2 separate regions of the Homo sapiens genome follow, and region 2 is linked to region 1. Evidence: read pairs that join two places in POLR2A ChIA-PET (ENCODE). Cell type or tissue: Panc1. All regions are shown on one strand. Links, peaks and the distances in the headings refer to the core of each region. The heading gives the core; the rest is flanking DNA. Region 1 has its middle 57 kb from the start of DNAJA2-DT. Region 2 has its middle 24 kb from the start of GPT2.

What was found. ChIA-PET counts read pairs that join two places held together with the same protein. Peaks named below come from ENCODE experiments on the same cell type or tissue, not always from the same donor. Only the 100,000 strongest peaks of a DNase experiment are listed, where the experiment ranks them.
Region 2: POLR2A ChIA-PET joins it to region 1 with 14 read pairs; 2 of 35 experiments call an interaction of 5 or more read pairs at or near these places.

What each region holds. Positions count from the first base shown.
Region 1 is chr16:47,027,090-47,035,420 of GRCh38, forward strand. No RefSeq gene overlaps it. Among named protein-coding and RNA genes, the nearest start is that of DNAJA2-DT, 57 kb to the left of the region's middle. In Panc1, for the core only: no CTCF peak of the experiment used is centred there; no DNase peak of the experiment used is centred there.
Region 2 is chr16:46,856,686-46,865,016 of GRCh38, forward strand. No RefSeq gene overlaps it. Among named protein-coding and RNA genes, the nearest start is that of GPT2, 24 kb to the right of the region's middle. RefSeq lists enhancers at 3,232-3,526, 7,882-8,011. In Panc1, for the core only: CTCF peaks have their summits at 1,043 and 1,263; a DNase peak (open chromatin) is centred at 3,366.

The sequences.
Region 1 (8,331 bases), core at 138-8,137:
GCAAGGCATCAATTCCACATCCCACATGTTACTCAACCAGGGCCAGATGAGCAAGGATTAAGTCAATTGCACTAACCAAACTTGATACACGCATCATCTTGATGCCATTCAGGCAAACCACAATTCAGTGGAAAAGGGTCGAACAGCCTGCCTGCCTGCCTGCCTGCCTGCCTGCCTGCCTGCCTGCCTTCCTTCCTTCCTTCCTTCCTTCCTTCCTTCCTTCCTTCCTTCCTTCCCTCCCTTCCTTTCCTTTCTTTTCTCTCTTTCTTTCTCTCTCTCTTTCTTCTCTCTCTGTTGACCAGCCTGGAGTGCAGTGGTGCCATCTGGGCTCAAGGCAACCTCTGCCTCCCATGTTCAAGCGATTTCTCCTGACTCAGCCTCCCGAGTAGCTGGGATTACAGGCACCTGCCACCACCCCTGGCTAATTTTTGTATTTTTAGTAGAGAAGGGGTTTCACCATGTTGGCCAGGCGGGTCTTGAACTCCTGATCTCAAGTGATCTGCCCGCCTTGGCCTCCCAAAGTCCTGGGATTACAGGCATGAGCCACCGTGGTCAGCCTCTTTCTTTAAAAAAAAAAATTTTTTTTTTGAGATGGCATCTCGCTTTGTTGCCCAGGCTGGAGGACAGTGGCACAATCTTGGCTCACTGCAACCTCTACCTCCTGGGTTCAAGTGATTCTCCTGCCTCGGCCTCCCAAGTAGCTGGGACTACAAGCATGCCACCACACACAGCTAATTTTTTTTTTTTTGGTATTTTTAGTAGAGACGGGGTTTCATCATGTTTACCAGGCTGGTCTCGAACTCCTGACCTCAAGTGATCCACCTGCCTTGGCCTCCCAAAGTGCTGGGATTACAGGTGTGAGCCACTGCACCCAGCCAGCCTTTTTCTTTTTTTAAGTTAAGGTCTTGCTCTCGTCACCCAGGCTGGGGTGCCGTGGTACGATCATAGCTCGCTGCAGCCTGGAACTCCTGGGCTCAAGGGATCCTCCCACCTCAGCCATGCCTGGCTGTTTTCAAATTTTTGTAGGGGAAGTCTTGCTATGTTGCCTGGGGTGGTCTTGAACTCCTGGTCTCAAGCGATTCTCCCAGCTCAGCCTCCTAAAGTGCTGGGACTATAGGAATGAGCTATCATGCCCAACCCAGACAGGTTTCTTAACATGGTGTAGAAGAGTTAATTCATGGAAAGTTCTACTCTTTATTCAATTGTTTTGGCATCATTTATACTGCTGATATTTTATCTGCCTTTTCCAGATTTAAAAATAAATTCTGGCCAGGCATAGTGGCTCACATCTGTAATCCCAGCACTTTGGGAGGCCAAGGCGGGTGGATTACCTGAGATCAGGAGTTCGAGACCAGCCTGGCCAACAGGGTGAAACCCCATCTCTACTAAAAATACAAAAATTACCCAGGCGTGGTGGCAGGTGCCAGTAATTCCAGCTACTTGGGAGGCTGAGGCACGAGAATCGCTTGAATCCAGGAGGCAGAGATTGCAATGAGCCGAGATCATGCCACTGCATGCCAGCCCGGGTGACAGAGTGTCACTCTGCCTAAAAAAAAAAAAAAAACCTTCAAGTCTTAAAAAAAATATCTTTTCTGGCCAACTCAGCAGGAAAGAGGCTCAACAGGAGAGCCAGCCATTTATTTTTAAATGTTTAAGTATGGCTATATAACTATATATATATTTTTATAGAGCATTTAAACATTTACTTTTGCCACTAAGTTATTGCTCCTTAAGGCTTTCTGTGAGCGATAGTTGAACACAATAGGGTTATAGTGTTTTAATAGAGAGAAATACAGTCTTTATGAAATAAGCTACTGTTTAGATAGACTCTTTGGCTTAGTAAAAGTGGTTCTTATCTAAAGCTCAGTTTCTGAATCGGGAAAGGCATTTGTTAGAAGCGTCATCTAGCACGCTTCAGTGCTGGAAACAGAAGCTGGGCAAGAACATAAAAAATCCATTTATAAACTCAATGAGTCTTCTTTTCATAAGTAGCAACTTGTCTCCTGAATTGGTTGAGACTCAGTTCTGACTGTAGACATAGTTCTGCTCTAGAAAGCTCTGACATGATTCCAGTCTATTAGTGCCTTGGAGGGCACAGAACTGTACCTTTAATGCAGCTCTTGGTCTAATCTTCCTGCCAGAAAGGAACCTGCAGAACTCCAGGAACCAAAATTGCTGCTGTAAAATTGGAGGTTGACTAGGAAAATGCCTTTTCCTATCAAGTCACGTGTGCTGGGGTAAGAAACGTATGAAATGTCTTTCTGTGCAGGGTGAGATGATAGGGGCTCAATTTCTGCCTCTAGAAGGTTATAGTGTGAGAAGCGCACAGGGCTGAAGGGGTCTGCAGTGTTCGTAGTCATGGAATAAGTGCTCTTTTAGAATAGAGAGATTTCGTCAGTAAATAAAGGACGTTATATATTGAGGTGCCAAAAGGCTTGATTTGAAATAACATCAGGCATAATTTATGAGTTAGCCACTGACTTGTTAGCCTATTGTATAAAGCCAGAGGTTAAACTGGGCCAAGGCCACAAACAGCCTCATAGGGCCATTTTGTTTGGATTTAGGGAAACAATGGCTTCCTATAAATGGTTCTTAAATGTAGCTGATCTTCAGAGTTGCCCAGGAAACTTTTAAAACACAAATTCTCAGGCCCGTTCCCAGATGTACTGAATGAGGAGTGGGAGGATGAGGTCCAGGAACCCTGAGTTTGGGATTCAGGTCACTGGATGGGACCTTGGAGAAAGAATTTAGGCCAGGCAGATCTGGTTTTCAATCTTGCCTGTGTGACCTTGAGCAACTGTCTTGACTGTTCTGAGCTTCAGAACCTTTAAGAAGAGTAACTTTGGAGTGAGTTGATGAGACAGCACATGTCAAGTGTCTCAGAGGATTGGCATCAAGGATGCTTTGCTCCAGCAAATGATGCCACTGACGCCACCGCCCTTTGGGATTTCTGTGGACATGATGCCCAAGTAAACCATAATCAGATTGCCACATAGCAGGTCAGGCCACTGGCTGAATCTCAGAGAGGAAGTGTTTGACATCCTGGTTCTTTCTGATAACCTCCAATTGAACCTAATTAAATGTGTGTCCACCCACTCAAAAGCCAACAGCAGGCCAGGCATGGTGGCTCAGGCCTGTAATCCCAGCACTTGGGGGGGCCGAGGCAGGCAGATCACTTCAGGTCAGCAGTTCAAGACCAGCCTGGCCAGCAAGGTGAAACCCTGTCTCTACTAAAAATATAAAAACTAGCTGGGTGAAGTGGTGGGCGCCTGTAATCCCAGCTACTCAGGAGGCTGAGGCAGGAGAATTGCTTGAACCCAGGAGGCAGAGGTTGCAGTAAGCCGAGATCGTGTCACTGCACTCCAGCCTGGGTGACAGAGCAAGACTTTGTCTCAAAAAAAAAAAAAAAAAAAAAAAAAAAAAGGCCAAGAGCAGGTGGATGGAACCAGTTGAGCAGCCTGGTGTAGGCCTTGGGGCTTCCAATTCACTTGAGGGACATCTCTTGCCCTGGGTCCCCTAAACATGCGATAATCATGCTTTGTGCTTGTAAGCCTCAATATCTCCAAGGCTCACTGGCTTCTCACTATAATTGGGTGAGGGGATTGCCTGTAGGCGATGTCCCCCAGACAGCTCCTGGCTGGCCTGGATCTTCTTCAGCGATCAGAAACTAAGGGAAATCAGGGGCATTTGGAGGCACAGGTTAAAATGGCTGAGCTTCCTGGATTGACAATTGTACTGGACGCTTGGAAGGAACAGCATTATTCCCTCCATAATAGCTTTTATTTATTTAGTGTTTGCTTTGTGCCAGGCATTTTTTTTTTTTTTTTTTGAGACAGTCACCTTGCTCTGTCACCTAGGCTGGAGTGCAGTGGTGCAATCTCAGCTCACTGCAACCTTCACCTCCCGGGCTCAGGTGATCCTCCCACCTCAGCCTCCTGAGTAGCTGGGACCAAGGCATGTGCCACCAGGCCCAGCTGATTTCTGTATGTTTTTGTAGAGACGGGGTTTCACTATGTGACCCAGGCTGATCTCAAACTCCTGGGCTCAAGCAATCCTCCCATCTCAGCCTCCCAAGTAGCTGGGACTACAGGCGTGTGCCACCAGGCCCAGTTAATTTTTGTATTTTTAGTAGAGATGGGGTTTCACCATGTTGGCCAGGATGGTCTCGATCTCTTGACCTCATGATCTGCCCACCTCAGCCTCCCAAAGTGCTGGGATTACAGGTGTGAGCCACAGCGCCCAGCCCCATTTTTAATTTAACTTTTTATTTATTTATTTTTAATTTTCTTTTGAGACAGAGTCTCACTCTGTCACCCAGGCTGGAGTGCAGTCGTGCTGTCTCGGCTCCCTGCCACCTCTGCCTCCCGGGTTCAAGGGATTCTCCTGCCTCAGCCTCCCAAGTAGCTGGGATTACAGGTGCGCGCCACCATGCCCAGCTATTTTCTTGTATTTTTAGTAGAGATAGGGTTTCACCATTTTGGCTAGGCTGGTGTCGAACTCCTAAACTCAAGTGATCCACCTGCCTTGGCCTTCCAAAGTGCTAGGATTACAAGCATGAGCCACTGCACCCAGCCTAGTTTAAGTTTTTAAATGGAATTTTAAAAATATACACACAGGGAAATTCAGTGAAAGGAATGATACATACACTTCAGAGGGATGAGGGAGCCATCAGTCACTGGCCAAAGGCTGTTGCTGGAGAGTTCTAACTTCCTGGCATCTCCAGTCTGCCTTGCCTAGGAAGAATGGCTTTCCCTGTCTTCCTTGTACAGATCCTGGTGGTTAGGCGTGTGCCAATGCCATGGACAAGGTCAGTCCTGTGGCATGTGGGTCAGGCACCAGCAGCATCTGCTATAGAGGCTGAGGGTGAGGGAAGTGTCTCAAAACAGACACAGGTAGGTGATTGTAGGTTTCTGGGTTTTGCACTGGAAGGTTGGGGAATCCTTCCTTGAGACAGAGAGCACCGGAGGGGTAATCGGGAGGGGCAGGTGGGGGAAGCGCCTGAGTTTGGTTTGAACGTGTTGAGTTGGGCTCATCCACATGGAGATGTCAAGATGGCAGATGGAGTTTTGGGTCTCAGGCTCAGGGAAAAGGTCAGCAGTTTGAGATCAGCCTGGCCAACATAGCAAAACCCTGTCTCTACTAAAAATACAAAAATTAGCCGGGCGTGATGTCGTGCACCTGTAGTCCCAGCTACCTGGGAGGCTGAGGCAGGAGAATCACTTGAACCAGGGAGTCAAAGGTTGCAGTGAGCCAAGATCATGCCACCATACTCCAGCCTGGGCAATAGAGTGAGACTACATAAAAAAAAAAAAAAAAGAAAAAGAAAAAGAAAAAGAAAAAAAGAAACCCTCTGACTCCTCACCTTTAGGGTGGCTTAGATCTCAAAGACTGTCCACAGAGTTTCCTTATCTTCCTTATATTGGCTCACAGAGGACCACTGACTACATTTGCTCAACACAAGATCCCTCAAACTATTTAATATTTGGTCAGCATAAAATCTTTAGAATTCCTTTGCCAATGCTATATTGGCAAAGTTTTTATCTGACCAAGACATTCTAAAGCATGAGTATATAATGGCTCATTAACATTCTGCTAACACTGATCAGTACCTACTTACATCTAAGACATCTTGTGAATCCAGTGAATAAAAGCACGCCCATCATAACAGCAGCGAGGCACATCTGGAAGATGAGGAATCCGTAATGCATTATCTTGTATCATTGAAAGTCCAAGGATCTTGATCCATGGACAATCATAAATCCAGAGGCTGGGCCTGGCACGGTGGCTCACGCCTGTAATCTCAGCACTTTGGGAGGCCGAGGCAGGCAGATCACCTGAGGTCGGGAGTTTGAGACCAGCCTGACCAACATGGAGAAACCCTGTCTCTACTAAAAATACAAAAATTAGCCAGGCGTGGTGGCGCATGCCTGTAATCCCAGCTACTCAGGAGGCCGAGGCAGGAGAATGGCTTGAACCTGGGAGGCAGAGGTTGCAGTGGGCCGAGATCACGCCATTGCACTCCAGCCTGGGCAACAAGGGCGAAACTCTGTCTCAAAAACAAACAAACAAACAAACAAACAAACAAACAAAGCAGAAAGAGGCTACCAGCAGCCTGACAGGTGAGGTGGACACTTCACCCCTTCAGGCCTCTGGGTTTGAACCATCAGGTAGAAGGGAGGCTGGAGCCATCCATTCCCCAGGCTTCTCCTATAAATGAACTCTGGTTCAGCGCTGCCCCCAGTCCTGTCCTGGCCTTGGTAGGAGCAGAGAACAGATGGTCTAAAACCCATCACGGTCAGGCTGACCTCCCACCGCCTCCCTCCACACACATGGCCCCCAGCTGGGGTAGAGGCAGAAGGAGTGGGAGAGAGAGGTTCTAAAATATGTGTACAAACATTGAAATTGTTTTTCCATCCTTATCTCCAGTTTCTGTTTCATGGGTCTTTCTGTGGAAATAAAACTCTAAGTTTACTGGTGGTTATTAAAACAATGAATTTCCTCCTCCAATGGAGACAAGTGCAATGGCTGGACTTTTAGTGTCTAATTACCAGGAGCAGTTAAAGTAGCTTAGTAAGTGGGTGTCCAGATGACTTAGGTGTTCTTGCATATTTCAATATCTATTTAAAGAAAGGGTGCCCAGCCTCCATTAACATCCAGAGATTCTCCTAGAAGCCACCCTATTTCCCATCATTAAGGTCAATCTGAGTTTCCAAACAAAGAGCAGGATAAATGAATTGGACCTGCCAGGCCCAGGAAGCCCTGGGCTCCTCAGCCTAGCAACAGCTCCCAGTGTTGTTCTTTTTCAGTAAAATGAAGGTCAAAGGAATCATGTGGCCTCTGGCTTTGAGAGAAAGAAATCTTCCCAGGGGACTCCTAAGACAGTGAAGGGAACTGTGAGCCCACCACAGGGGAAGCAGGACAGACTCAGGCTGTGAGTCCATCTTGCACTTTCTTTTTCTTCTTTTCTTTTCTTTCTTTTTTTTTTTTTTAGACAAAGTCTTGCTCTGTCCCCCAGGCTGGAGTGCAGTGGCATGATCTCAGCTCACTGCAGCCTTGACTTCCTGGGTTCAAGCGATCCTCCTCCCTTAGCCTCTTGAGTAGCTGGGACTATAGGTACTCACCACCAGGCCCCGGTAAGTTTTTTGTACTTTTTGTAGAGATGGGGTTTTGCCATGTTGTCCAGGCTGGTCTCGAACTCCTGAGCTTAAGCTATCTGCCCGCCTCAGCCTCCCAAAGTGCTGGGATTTCGGGCATGAGCTAACATGCCTGGCCTCTTGCACTTCATGGTTGTACTTCAGATCTTATTGGGCAGAATCTTTCCACTTTCTTTTCTTTCTCTCTCTCTCGTTCTTTTTCTTCTCCTTCTCCTTCTTCTTCTTTTCTTTTTTGAAACAGTCTCTTGCTTTGCTGCCCAGGCTGCAGTACAGTGGTGTGATCATGGCTCCCTGTGGCCTCCAATGCCTAGGCTCAAGCAGTCCTCCTCTCTCTGCCTCCCGAGTAGCTGGGACTACAGCCACATGCCACCAGGCCCGACTTTTTAAAAGTTTTGTAGAGATGGGGTCTTGCTATGTTGCCCAGGCTGGTCTTGAATTCCTGGCCTCAAGGAATCCTCCCACCTCAGCCTCCCAAAATGTTGAGATTACAGACATGAACCATGGCACACAGTCTTTCTACTTTCTTTTGTGCTTAAAAAGAATGCACACATATCAATTATCTCCTAAGCTTTGGTGTGGGCAGGTTGAAGTAATCTGAAAAAAAAAATGGATTGTGTATCGATATTACTCTAAAGCATTTATATGGAAAGTGGAAAAAATGCAGATGAACATGTTCCCTTTGTCATTGTGGAAAATAACACACCTGGCTTGCTAAAAGCTTTTTTCTTTTTTCTTTTTCTTTTATTACAGGCATGAGCCACTGCACCCAGCCTTTTAAAAAACTTTTTGGCCAGGTTGTTTTATAGGCTCATGCCTATAATCCCTGTTCTTTAGGAGGCTGATGCAGGTAGATCCTTTGAGCCCAGGAGTTTGAGACCAGCCTGTGCAACATAGTGAAACCCCGTCTCTACAAAAATATACAAAAATTAGTCAAGCATGGTGGCATGCACCTGTGATCCCAGCTACTGAGGAGGCTGAAGTGGGAGGAGTTCTTGAACCCGGGAGGTCGAAGCTGCAGCATGCTGAGATCACGCCACTGCACTCCAGCCTGGGCAACAGAGCAAGACTCTATCTTGAAAACAAAAACAAAAACAACTTTCAAATCCAGCTCTTTTGGCATGGCAAGGCACAGACTGAGAGATTATTATTTATTATAATTTCATGGCTGTTTTGCTCA
Region 2 (8,331 bases), core at 207-8,206, 170 kb before region 1:
GACTACAGGCGCACGACACCACACCTGGCTAATTTTTGTATTTTTAGTAGAGACAGGGTTTCACTATGTTGGCCAGGCTGGTCTCGAACTCCTGACCTTGTGATCCGCCCACCTCGGCCTCCCAAAGTGCTGGGATTACAGACGTGAGCCACTGCGCCCGGCCAAAAGTAGAATGTTTGTGGAAAAAGACTGGATACATAGCTGGGCGCGGTGGCTCACGCCTGTAATCCCAGCACTTTGGGAGGCTGAAGCGGGTGGATAACCTGAAGTCGGGAGTTCGAGACCAGCCTGACCAATATGGTGAAACCCCGTCTCTATTAAAAATACAAAAATTAGCCGTGCATGGTGGCCGGCGCCTGTAGTCCCAGCTACTCTCAGGAGGCTGAGGCAGGAGAATTGCTTGAACCTGGGAGGCGGAGGTTGCAGTGAGCCGAGATCGTGCCACTGCGCTCCAGCCTGGGAGACAGAGCGAGACTCCGTCTCAAAAAAAAAAAAAAAGACTGGATACAAAGAATATGGAGACAGTCTCTGATGATATCAGTGCCTGGTAGTAGGACCTTAGTAAACATGCAAATGCCTGGATAAAAGTAATTGGCATCGATATGGTTTGCTTTAAGCAGAGAACAAGCCAGCCAGGGATCTAGCCCATTAAGAATTCAAGCAGACTCCTAAAGGCACACAAAAGAAATAAAGGGTAAAAGAAATCACTTTAAAACAGGAAGATTTATATAACCCTGTCTGTGTAGAAGAAAAATGTTCCCAGTTTCGCATGCCATTCGCTGCCAGGATCTGAGATTGTTACTAAGAAAGAGATGGGAGGAGGGTGTTGAGGGAAATAAGATGCCAGGCCAGGACACAGGCACAGAGAATTTGACATTTAGGGTTTGAAAAGACCTGGAACAGAAGCCTCTTTTGCTTTTAAGGCTTCTCTTAATTGCCACATTTGAGGCCTGGGATTTATGAAGAAAGCACTTTTCAAAAGGACAATTTACACTTCATTATAGAGAAAGTTCAAGTGCAGTCCCCAATTTCCCCTCTAGTTGCAATCCTGAGCCATTTGTGGAGCAGCTGTGTCAAGTGGGGAGGAGAGCTATAAATGGTTTATAAATCAGTGCACGACGTCACAGATGGAAGCAGTTGCTGCTGCACCGGCTGGCAGCGAAATTGTGAATCAGTCTAAAGTTCTAGAACAATGTGAATCAAACCTCACAGTGAAATGCCCTTAATGGTATTCAACAGCTATGCCCTCACCCCCAGACCAGCCTCAAGGCAAACCACAACAGCCATGCCCTCACCCCCAGACCAGCCTCAAAGCAAACTACACCCCAGTGTGTGTGGGGGCCAAGGAGACTTTTACTTCACCCTTGGAAGGTTCACTGAAAAATCAGCTCACAAAAGGTAGGTTAATTGGAGAAGAAGCATGACATGTATACACAGGAGACTTCCAAATGAAGACCCAAAGATGCAGGGGAAGTTGTCCATTTTTGCGCTTAGATTCGACAAAGTCTGGACAGCCATGTAGAAATAGGATTGGGCAAAAAGGGTCTGCGCTAACGCTCGCTAATAGACAGAGTGGGGAAACCCAGCAAGATCTGTCGGTCTGGATTCTTCTTGGCCTCTCCAAGCAGCATTCCTTCCCTCTAGGTATGGGGCAGGATCCTCTTTCCAATAGGGATCTTATGACCTACAGTCAAACAGGGTAGGCCAGTTTTTTCACAGAATATTTTTAGGTTTTATGGCTGGCTTGGGGGAAAAAGGGTTTTGGTGTCTATGATCTGCCTTGAGGAAGAGGGATTCTAGTTTCTATAACTAGTTCCTGGGGAGAATGGGCCTAAAAGACAGGAGGGCAGAAGGTCAGTGAAAACCTTTAGCCTCTGAGGCTGCTTCTGCAGCCTTCGTCTTGGGGTATCATTTTCTGAGCTCCAACACATGCAAAGGGGTGATATCTGGAAGTTGCTCATTGCAGACTAAGATGGGTAAACTGATGAAAGGAGTCACTTCAAGCCACAGCATCACTGTCCTAGGCCAAAGGAACACTGCCCTTTGTTGAAAACTTGCTGCATTAGGAATTTCCCCTATTCTCTCCTAAGGATCATGAAATCTCAATAATGGCAAAGATATCTAGATCTTGTTGCATGCCAGTCAGAGTTCTAAGTATTTTATATATATTAAATCAATTTTATGTCAATAATTTTATGAAGGTGAGGCCATTATCTCCCATTGTACAGGTGAGGAAACTGAGGCACAGAGATTGGTAACTTACCCAAGGTCACATACCCTAAATGGTAAAGCCATTGTTAGAACCAAGGTGGTTTGGCACCACAGTACACACCCTCAACCACTGTGACATGCTGCCTCTTGGCACCGCAGTACACACTTTCAACCACTGTGACATGCTGCCTCTTTTTGTTATTGTCGTTAATTCAATTTTTTAAAAAATTGAGGCGGGGGCTAGAAGCGGTGGCTTATGCCTGTAATCCCAGCACTTCGGGAGGCCAAGGTGGGCATATCACTTGAGGTCAGGAGTTCAAGACCAGCCTGGCCAACATGGCAAAACCCCATCTCTACTAAAAAATACAAAAATTAGCTGGGTGCGGTGGTGGGTGCCTGTAATCCCAGCTACTCAGGAGGCTGAGGCAGGAGAATCGCTTGAACTGGGAGATGGAGGTTGCAGTGAGCTGAGATCGCGCCACTGCACTCCAGCCTGGGCGAAAGAACGACACTCTCCCTTAAAAAAAAAAAAAATGAGATGGGGTCTTGCTACATTGCCTAGGCTGGTCTCAACTCCTGGGCTCAAGAAATCCTCCCACTTCTACCTTCCAAAGTGCTGGGATTACAGGTGTGAACCACCATGCCTGGCCCTGTGTGTGTGTGTGAGACAGGGTCTCACTGTCGCCCAGGCTGGAGTACAGTGGTGCAATCTCGGCTCACTGAAACCTCTCCCTCCTGGGTTCAAGTAATTCTTGTGCCTCAGCCTCCCGAGTAGCTGGGATTACAGGTTCCTGCCACCACGCCCAGCTGATTTTTGTATTTTTAGTACAGACGGGGTTTCACCTTGTTGGCCAGGCTGGTCTTGAACTCCTGACCTCAGATGATCCGCAAGCCTTGGCCTCCCAAAGTGCTGGGATTATAGGTGTGAGTCACTGTGCCCTGCCCTTTTTTTTTTTTTTCAAATTGAGGCTGCTGCCTTTCAGAGGGGGTGCCATCTGAGCTATGCTGAGCTATCCCTTGTCACATCCCCCCTCCCTTCCTCTTCATTCAAGGAATTCTGATGAGGCTGCCATCTTCATTGGTAACCAGCAGTGGAGACTTTGACTAGGTATGAGCCAGTCGGACATCAGCCTTGCCCTGACCTCAGTGATGTGGGCGGGACCCAGGCTGGGGCTGTGATGCAGTGAGAACCAGTGAGTCACGATGAGACTTTTCCTGAGGCCTCTGAAGTTCTCTGTTCTCTGCTGATTTTGGATGGCAGGGAGTTCAGCAAGGATCTACTGGAGCCCTTTCACTACATGAGGGGAAGCTGCCTGAAGGGAAGTCGACAAAAACAGAGAAAATAGCAAAAAGGGGACCTGGGCTGCAGACCAGGACCCACAGCAGTGACTGGGGCATCACCAAGAGCACATAGTGTTGGACTCATGTCACATAATATAAATGGGCCCTGAGACTGGGAAGGGCAATATTGCCATCACCTCATTTGAATCCTGAATCCAGCCACTCCTGAAGTGTCAAATACCTCCACACTCCATGAGCCAATGTATATGTTTTTAAAAGGCAATATGAGTGGGGTTTTCTGCCACTTGAATAATAATGCATCCTAATCAAAACAATCTCAATGAGCCTAGCAAAAACCGAGCCAGAAAGCCCATTAGTTACCAATGCTGGGATGGAACAGTAAGTCTGTCAGTCAAAAATGAAACTGTGAATCAAGGTCCTCACCATGCTAAACAACAGAGAAAGAGCCAGGAACATGTTTCTAAAATCCTCAACCATTCTCAAGCTTTACATTTTTGTACAAATGGAGAATGGCAACAGCACAGATAATCCCTCACAACTGCATTAAAGGATTCACTTTCATGATTGCATTTCACTCTGGTTAATGTTAAAATGACTATGTCCCATCCTCAGCAGACTCCGGTGCATGGTCCTCAGCCCTGCTGAGATGGCATTTAAGTCAGCCAGGCATCCAAAGGGAACCCAGAGACAAGGGGACTTTAGCCTCATCTATGTGTTCATCTCTTATGAAGGAAGGTCATATAATTGAAAGTTATCTTTAAAAAGTTGAAGTCAGGGGCTGGGCATGGTGGCTCACGCTTGTAAATCCCAGCACTTTTGGGAGACCGAGATGGGAAGATCACTTGAGCTCCGGAGTTCAAGACCAGAGGCTTGGCAAAATAATGAGACCACATCTCTACAAACATGAAAAATAAAAAAATTATCCAGGTGTGGTGGCGTGTGCCTGTAATCCCAGCTACTCAGGAGGCTGAGGCAGGAGGATCACTTGAACCCAGAGGTCAAGGCTGCAGTGAGTTGTGATCACACCACTGCACTCTAGCCTGGACAACACAATGAGACCCTGTCTCAAAATTAAAAATAAAAATAGGCCAAGCATGCTGGCTCACACCTGTAATCCCAGCACTTTGGGAGGCCGAGACAGGCGGATCATCCGAGGTCAGCAGTTCAAGACCAGCCTGACCAACACAGAGAAACCCCGTCTCTACTAAAAACAAAAAAAATTAGCCAGGCATGATGACATATGCCTATAATCCCAGCTACTCAAGAGGCTGAGGTAGGGGAATCACTTGAACCCAGGAGGCAGAGGTTGCGGTGAGCCAAGATCACACCATTGCGCTCCAGCCTGGGCAACAAGAGCTAAACTCCATCTCAAAAATAAATAAATAAATAAATAATAAAAATAAAAATAAAAAGTTTGAGTTAAAGAACAAGTCATATAATTACACTATCTTAGATGAATGTTTTTATACTTTTTTTTAAAGTAGTGGAACCCTCAAATAAAACCTGATATGAAACACTGTAATAAACATGTGTTATGTTTTGCCTTCTTTGGGTGTAGAATCTAATATAAGGTAGCTTGCTTCCTGGGAACCACATCCTATTCACATCTGAGTGTGGTTCCAGCACATGGTCCTGGCCTGGCCATGGGGGCAAATATAATAATTTGCTTCCTGAGCTCTCATGGTTCTTTTTCCCTTCATAATTCTGGAAAGACACAGCAGTGGTATAGTTTTTTGATCTCCTAGAATCCACCTTGCAGGAAAAAAAAAAAAAAAAAAAAAGGCAGAGCAACTAGATGGTAAAACCAAAAACCTATGAAGAGCATTTTCAACAAAGCCAGATTATAAGGTATCCCCATGAACTGTAAAAGGTAAGAGCATGACGACAACAATTCCCACCACTATAAGATCTATATGATATTCGCATTTATATAGAATAATGCAGAGGGAAGAGATAGGGCACCTCAGGGGCCAGCAAACAGGTCTTCGCAGGAGGGCAGAGTGAGCCAAACTGAGAAAAGCAGCTAAAGTGGGAGGTGTTCTGCATGCTTCAATATGGGTGAGTACAAGGAGTCTCTGATAAGACTGGAGGGGTTGGAGCAATTGAGGCAACATCAACTTTTTTTTTTTTTTTTTTTTTGAGACGGAGTATTACTCTGTCACCCAGGCTGGAGTGCAGTGGCGCAGTCTCGGCTCACTGCAAGCTCCGCCTCCCTGGTTCACCATTCTCCTGCCTCAGCCTCCCGAGTAGCTGGGACTACAGGTGCCCGCCAACATGCCCGGCTAATTTTTTTAATTATTATTATTTTTAGTAGAGATGGGGTTTCACCGTGTTAGCCAGGATGGTCTCAATCTCCTGACCTTGTGATCCACCCGCCTCAGCCTCCCAAAGTACTGGGATTACAGGCATGAGCCACCGCGCCCGGCCGCAACATCAACTTTTAAAGCAATTGTCTTAGTCCTTTTGTGTTGCTATGAAGAAAGACCTGAGGCTGAGTAATTTATTAAGAAAAGAGGTTTATTTGGCTCACAGCTCTGCAGACTGTATAAGAAGCATGACGCCAGCATCTGCTTCTGGTGAGGCCTTAGGAAGCTTCCACTCATGGCTGAAGGGGAAGGGCAGCCAGCATGGGCAGAGATCACATGATGAGAGAGAGCAGCAAGAAGAGAGAGGAGGAGGCACCAGGCTCTTTATAACAACCTACTTTCTTGGGAACTAGTAGAGTAAGAACTTACTCATTACCACAAAGAGGTCACCAAGACATTCATGAGGGATCCACCCCCATAACCCAAACACCTCCTGTTAGGCCTTGCTGCCAACGCTGGGGATCAGATATCTTTTTTTTTTTTTTGAGACGGAGTCTCGCTCTTTTGCCCAGGCAGGAGTACACGGCACAATCTCGGCTCAAGTGATTCTCCTCCCTCGGCTTACTGAGTAGGTGGGATTACAAGTGTGAGCCACCACGCCCAGCTAACTTTTGTATTTTTAGTAGAGACAGGGTTTCACCATGTTGGCCAGGCTGGTCTCAAACTCCTGGCCTCAAGTGGCCTCCTAAAGTGTTAAGATTACAGGCGTGAGCCACTGCCCGGCTGGGGATCAAATTTCAACATGAAGTTTGGAGGTTTAAATATTCAAGCTACAGCACTAATCAACCAAGCTCCCTTCCACAAAACAGATAAACAGTATAAACTAGTATTTTGAAACTAGCTAAAAGACATTTTGAAAGATACAAAGAACAACATACATACGTAAATCAGAACTAGAAAAATATAGCAATTAGGTGATAAAACTCAAGGAAAAAATAGTAATAAATAAAAAATTTATTTCAGAAATGAAACTAAACCAGAAGGAAAACAAAAGTAAATAAATAAGCTGGGCACAGTGGCTCACACCTGTAATCCCAGCACTTTGGGAGGCTGAGGCAGGAAGATTGCTTGAGCTCAGGAGTTTGAGCAACATAGTGAAACCCCATCTCTACCAAACATTAAAAAAAATTAGCCCGGCATGATGGTGTGTGCCAATAATCCCAGCTATTCCGGTGGCTTAGGTGGGAGGATCACTTAAGCACAGACTTCAGTGAGCTGTGATTGTGCCACTGTACTACAGACATAGTGAGGCCCTGTCTCAACAACAACAACAAAAAAGTAGATAAATGCTACAAGTATTGCCTGATAAGAAATAGAAGGTGAAAAAAATTAAAATTGAAAATAAGGAAAAAAGAAAACAAAAAGTATGTGCAAAAAAGTGACAAATATTGAAGCCATGCAAATAAGATCTCTGAAAATAATTAAAAATCTAAGCTATTGGAACTCTAAATTATTTTGAGCCTTAGAGGAATGTTACCTGACAGGCAACTGTAACTTAGGCAGCTGTAACCCTTTGCTTCTGATTATAGATTAGTCTTATTACTTACCTACATTGTTTTGTAAAATGTTTCAAATGACTAAAGGGCATCAGGAAAGACTCTTCACTGTTGATCTTCATTATAGATTGACTTCCCTCTTACCTTTCTCACATAGACTTTTTGGCCATCACATTGTCATAAAATGGAATGCTAAATACCTTAAATTGGAAAGGAGGGCCAGGAGGTGGCTCACACCTGTAATTTCAGCACCTTGGGAAGCCTAGGTGAGAGGATTTTTTGAGGCCAGGAGTTTGAGACCAGCCTGCTCAACAGTGAGATCCTATTTCTTCTTATTATTTTTTTAAAAATTAACCAGACATGGCGGCAAGCACCTGTAGTCCCAGCTACTCAGGAAGCTCAGGTGGGAGGATCCCTTGAACCTGGGAGGTCAAGGCTGCAATGAGTCATGTTTGCACCATTGTACTCCACCCTGGACGAAAGAGGAACATCCTGTCTCAAAAATAAATAACTATGTAGGAAAGGAAATGAAAACCAGTTGTAAAGAAAAGAAACCAAGCCATATAGAAAAGGAAAGAAGCTGTAACTAAATGGTTGTTAACTCATGAACCAGCCTCATATAGAAAATGATCCTACTTCTTTGTTTTCTGCCTACTTAAGCAAGAACTTAACTCTCAACTTCAGAACACTGACCCCATTTCCCTACACGCTGTGTCTCCCAGATAGTCATTCCCAACATTTTGCTTTAATAAACTCTTTAAAACTGGATTCTGGGCGGGGCACGGTGGCTCACGCCTGTAATCCCAGCACTTTGGGAGGCCGAGGCAGGCGGATCACGAGGTCAGGAGATTGAGACCATCCTGGCTAACATGGTGAAACCCCATCTCTACTAAAAATACAAAAAAATTAGCTGGGCGTGGTGGTGGGCGCCTGTAGTTCCTGCTACTCGGGAGGCT